2 separate regions of the Homo sapiens genome follow, and region 2 is linked to region 1. The links are chromatin loops, found by intact Hi-C in ENCODE. Cell type or tissue: sigmoid colon. All regions are shown on one strand. Links, peaks and the distances in the headings refer to the core of each region. The heading gives the core; the rest is flanking DNA. Region 1 holds the start of LOC105376233 (a long non-coding RNA gene). Region 2 overlaps DELEC1 (deleted in esophageal cancer 1).

What was found. Peaks named below come from ENCODE experiments on the same cell type or tissue, not always from the same donor. Only the 100,000 strongest peaks of a DNase experiment are listed, where the experiment ranks them.
Region 2: it touches region 1 in a loop (2.5-fold over the local background); 2 of 110 quality-filtered maps call a loop at or near these places.

Annotation. Positions count from the first base shown.
Region 1 is chr9:115,261,288-115,264,213 of GRCh38, forward strand. All of the region lies in intron 2 of DELEC1 (deleted in esophageal cancer 1), which reads left to right. LOC105376233 (a long non-coding RNA gene) reads right to left here and starts at 1,256. Exons shown (of 3, transcript XR_930267.3): 1 at 1,105-1,256. In sigmoid colon, for the core only: no CTCF peak of the experiment used is centred there; a DNase peak (open chromatin) is centred at 1,334.
Region 2 is chr9:115,158,061-115,160,986 of GRCh38, forward strand. The region is part of intron 1 of DELEC1 (deleted in esophageal cancer 1); the gene reads left to right. The region is part of intron 1 of LOC124902257 (a long non-coding RNA gene); the gene reads left to right. Among named protein-coding and RNA genes, the nearest start is that of DELEC1, 18 kb to the left of the region's middle. In sigmoid colon, for the core only: no CTCF peak of the experiment used is centred there; a DNase peak (open chromatin) is centred at 1,111.

The DNA of each region.
Region 1 (2,926 bases), core at 291-2,790:
GGGGGTAACCACCCCTATGATTCAATTACCTCCCCACCAGGTTCCTCCCACAACATGTAGAAATTATGGAAACTGCAATTCAACATGAGATTTGGGTGGGTACACAGCCAAACCATATCAATATGATATAGTAGAAAGAACATAGGGTTGGAATTGCATATAACTTTATTCAATATCTGGATCTCTCACTTATGAAATGTACAAAACAGTTACATAGATGCTTTTGTTTGCAAATGATATATAGAGTAAGAAAAAATAATTTTTCCATTAGATTTGCTGTTCAACACTTCACATGCTTTTATTTCTCCCTTGAAGGTCTTCCCCTTCTTATATACTCAGATAATGTTTGCTTAGTCTTTTAAGCTTAATTCAATATTTATTTCCTCTGTGATGACTTCAACTATTCCTCTCCCCCAGGAAGAATGGGTATTCTCTCTCTGACTCCCAGATTACTTCACACTATTGTAAATATCACACTAAACTGGAATAATTTATCTTCCCAGATGTATCCCTAGTTAGACTCTGCCAAGATTGGTCTTCATATCCACAATGCCCAGCCTAGTGCCTGATATCCTGTAAGTGTTCAAAAGTGTTTGTTTTGATATACTGGGCCTATATAAATAGAGTCATTTTCAGAATAAATTTACTATTGCCTGAATTTTCTGGATAATTTTGCCAATTAGTCATTGGTGATTGAATCACAGAGTCAAATGCTAGAATGCCAGATCTGACTCATCCAACTCATCATTTCTGTTCCATCTTTATAGTTATCATCATATCCACCTATCCCCTCCATTGGTATTAATATTTTCTTATGTTGAGAAAATAACATAAAAACTTAAGAACAACTGTAAAAACTGAATTACTTTACATTCATTCTAAGAACTTATGTGACATCAAGTGTATGAGATGATAATTATCTTCTAGTGCACATTACAATAATTTATAACTGCTGAAATGTTTAGAAGTTTGTCCATGTAGTACCCATAAACATTTTACATATTGCCAGTGAAACACAGAGTGTTTCCCAAAGAAACACTTAGCTTTGGGTCTTTCTTACTTACAAGTGAGGACTTTACATGTTCAGAGAAATAAATGTCTAACCTGTGGTCTCACAGCTGCAGATCCTGGACAAAAATCTTCGTCTTCTTAGCTGGCCTTCAATGACAGTTTTATGAATTAAGCCAAATATGTACATTTCCTTGGTTCCTCAGCACTTTGAACAGCCTTTGTCATTGCTTCAGGCTTTTGAGGGTAGGGTGAAAGCAAGACACTACACAGCTCCCTGCCTGTGCCCTAGCAACCAAGCACAACACAGATGGCCAGCCTGGCAATCTGCCCAGCAGACACTGATTGCATACCTGGTGGTAAGACACAATGGTGTTTGCACAGTGTGGTTGGCATTTATAGTGATAGGCAATGAAGACTGCATCCTGTGCCTTCAGGCCAGTTTGCTGGTTTCCAGACCAGAGGCAATAACTTTCCACTAGTGTAATGACAACTTGTCTCTTGCAGCTGGATCATGTTAGGAGAGTAGGAATTTTATTTTTGCTCCCTTTTCAATGGTGCCTTGTAATAATAGGGTAGTATTTTCCCAATATGTTTCTTGCCAGTTGTACACATGTATTGGCTCCTGAAGCCCTGAACATTCATTGGCATCAAAGAATGGGAATGGTCCCTATTTATAGGAGAGCAGTCCCCATTCTACAGGTGAAGAGAATACACCTTATACCAATCCAAGAAGCATTTATTATATGCCTGTTATTATTTGTTAAATTGAGTGAATGACTATTGTGTATAAGCCATTCTACCAGGCCTTGGGCATAGAAAGATACATAACATAAGCATGACTCAAGAGGCACTCAGACCAGTAGATGTGACAGACATTTAAACTAATAACATGATGAGTGGTCTAATAGAGGGGTGTACCTAGCACTGTGGGAACACAAAGGAGGGGGCTGTTAATCCTTCCTAGAGGTTAAAAATGAAAGCTAAATTGATGCTGAACACTGCATCCAGGGATATGCATTATGGCAAGTTGGTGAGAGCTCTTGTTCTGCTGCCTCACGAATCTGTGTTCAAGTTCCCACTTTGCTAATTACTCCTTTTGTAGTTTTAGGCAAGTCTCAAAGCTTTCCAGATCTCATTGTATATATAATGGAGACAGAGTTCATGCCTTATATATGTATATAAAGTGAGAACAAAATGAAATACTCATTATAAAGTGCTTAGCATTTTTTTCTGGCATCTAGTATGTGTTTAATAAATATTAGCTCCAGTTGTCATTCTTATCATTATTGTTATTATGTGATGATGATGTGGGTTGCCTTGCAGGCAGACTTATGATGTGGTATTATCATTGGCATCAGAATATGCTGGCTACAGATTCACCCTTGAGTTTGACTACCTATGTGTCTTTGAGCAGAGTCTTCACTGTTCTGAAGTGATTTACTTTACATGACCAAGATGGATAAGTAGGCCACTTATCATCATCTCCTAAGATTCCTTCTAAAAACAAATCTTTTGAACAAGGTTGGGCATTTCCAGAATTTTGGTTCTTTTAGAATGTCTCATTAAGCTTTCAGAGGCATTACTCATTAGGTTTCAGATATAACATGTTTTTGGAGAAATAACACAATATGATGTGGCACATTGCATTTTCTGGCGTATGAGCCAAATTTGGACTAGTTGCACAATCTCAAGATGCATGTAAGACTCGGAACTTGTGTTCTGATGAAGCAGGAAAAATGGACAGATGTTGAGCTAATGTCCAGGAAATGACAAAAGTTATGTTTGAAGAAAATAGCTTCAGACAGGGGAATGCTCACGGTTAATGGGAATCCAATGTAATGGATGTTGTACAGGAGGGAGATGTGGAGTGGTGGTGGTGCACAGTGTGCTGTGGATGCGCAGAAGTGAGTTCTTC
Region 2 (2,926 bases), core at 106-2,605, 100 kb before region 1:
GTACCTGGTTACTTGATGTAGTCCTTGGCAAAGGGTGGATTCTCCAAAATTATATCTTCCTATTTCTTTCATTCAACACCCACTCAGCCAGGATAAGACCATACCAGAGCAAGGAGGGGGACTATAAATAACAGCAAAAGGACAATATCTGCAGAGAAAGTAGGGAGCTGGAACACTGACTAAAGGAAAGTTTTCATATTACCCTGTGAATTGTTGGACAAATCATTCATTGTTTTTTGTTTGTCTGTTTGTTTTTTGAGACAGAGCCTCACTCTGTCATCCAGGCTGGAGTGTGCAGTGGCACAACTTCGGCTCACTGCAACCTCTGCCTCCCAGGTTCAAGTGATTCTCCTGCCTCAGCCTCCCAAGTAGCTGGGATTACAGGCATGCGCCACCACGCTCGGCTAATTTTTTTTTAATTTTTTTTTTTTGAGACGGAGTCTTGCTCTGTCGCCCAGCCTGGAGTGCAGTGGTGTGATCTCAGCTCATTGCAACCTCTGCCTCCCTGGTTGAAGCGATTTTCCTGCCTCAGCCTCCTGAGTAAACTGGGATTACAGGCATGTTCCACCACACCCAGCTAATTTTTGTATTTTTAGTGGAGACGGGGTTTCACCATGTTGGCCAGGCTGGTCTTGAACTCCTGACCTCAAATGATCCACCCACCTCAGCTGCCCAAAGTGCTGGGATTATAGGCGTGAGCCACTGCGCCTGGCCTGGCTCATTGTTTTTATATATAAAACTTACATATTTTCTTTCCTATGGGAGTGTTGTGATTACTAAATGAGAGAATGAATGCGTAGTCATTCTTCAAGGGATTGTCACACAGGGAAGCTTCAATATGTTTGGGTAACAGTAATATTATATGATCCATTTTCATTTCTATCAATTTGGTCAGCTAAACTGTACTTTAATTCTGAGATTCTTTAACTCCGACAGCTGGTCCAGACTGGCATAGGTCCTGGGGGCAATGACAGAGTCCAGATGTCCCCATGGGCATGACTTGCAAATTATGTACTTTGACAGAATATGGTGAGGACAAGAACCAGACCATGCAGCACTATTTTCACGCCAGCTGCAGAGTCTAAATGTGTTTCCTGACACCTCAGAACCTTCTTGGGGGAGGGCATTCTGGGCTGGGTGATGGGACATGCTGGGATTTTGTTGCTCTCCTTCCCTTGTGGGTCTTAATGGAAAAGCTAAGTCACCAGCAACAGAGAAATAGCGGTGTCAGGCATTGTTGAAACTTTCCATGTATTCTCATGACACATCATTTCCAGTTATAAAAAAGAGTGGAGGTGTTGGGCTCTGTTGCCTAATCGTGGTAAGAAGTCCCTTTTACTAGAATGCATTTTTTCATCACAGCATCATGGTCAATGATCAACCATGTGAACTTGTGTAAGTTGCATAAACTTTTCAGTATCTTGACGTCTCTGTGGGAAAAGATGGAGGCCATATGTGGGAGAACAAAATCATGATTAGAGACATGGGAGAGAATAGGGCTTCAGAGTGCAGCTCCACTTCAGACCAGTGCATGGCATAGTACACATTGCCTGAACTCTCTGAGACTCAGTTTTCTCTCCTGCTAAATGGAAGTGATAGTTGGTCCATTTTATGGAGCCGATGTAAGGACTAAAAGTTATAATGCATATAATGTCCTTTGTCTGGCACACATTAAAGGATCAACCCACTTCTGCTACCATTATTATTAGGAACAAATACTTACTAAGAACCTACCATATTCAATATCACCTGAGTGCATTTTCATATTCAATTCTCACAATGACACAAGGAGATATTATCCTAATGTTGACTGTGAAAAAAATTAGACCTGGAGGGTTCAAGTCACTTGCCCAGATTCACATGGGTGTGAGTGGCAGAGTTGGAACTTAAACCAAGAATTTTTGATACCAAAACCTATTGATGATCTTTCCACTGAAAGATACTGACTAGATGTCACCTTGCTTTCCCTGTCAAATGCTAATCAGAGATCAATGACTAATCAAATGGAACTAATTAATTCTGAGTCAACAAATATTTATAGAGCCCCTGGTATTTGCCGAGTGCCATGGAGATGAGAGCTACCATGGACAAAAGGATGGTCACCCAATCCTCGGTGGTACAGGACTTCTGTAAATGCCCCAGGAGGTCTTCCCTTTTTCCCAGGTTGATGCCTTCTGAATCACTTCTGTCCATTCACTGCTTTGTCAGCAGCAGTTTACTTGACTGTTACCTTGGGTAATTCCTTGAGCTTATTTATTTACTATTTTTGAGATGGAGTCTGACTCTGTTGCCCAGGCTGGGGTGCAATGGTGCAATCTTGGTTCACTGCAACCTCCACCTCCCGGGTTCAAGCGATTCTTCTGCCTCAGCCTCCTGAGTATCTGGGATTACAGGCATTTGCCACCATGCCCAGCTAATTTTTGTATTTTTAGTAGAGATGAGGTTTCACCATGTTGGCCAGGCTGGTCTCAAATTCCTGACCTCAAGTGATCCACCCACCTCAGCCTTCCAAAGTGGTGGCATTACAGATGTGAACCACCATGCCTGGCCTCCTTGAGCTTCTTGAGAGCAGGCACTGGATCTTTCTTCTTTGCTACTTTCTCTGCAACACACTGCCTGGTACATACTAAATGCCAAAATCTTATTGACAGGCTTGCAGCGAGGAATGAGCATCTACCTTGCTGGTTAGATTGCTTTTATCCAGAGTGGTGATCCCTGGGGAGATGTTTTGCACTTGGCCTCGTGGCAGATGGGTAACAAGTGCTGGATCCCAGAGGAATGATGCATTCAACAAGTCCTGAGTTTTATCTATAGTGCCATGCAGTGAGTTCCTCCTGCTCCTACTGCCATGGGCCTTGGGATGCACCTTGAGCACTGACCCCACCTTGTCATGCTTCCTATGTGATAAGTTTCCTTCTGCAGCCAG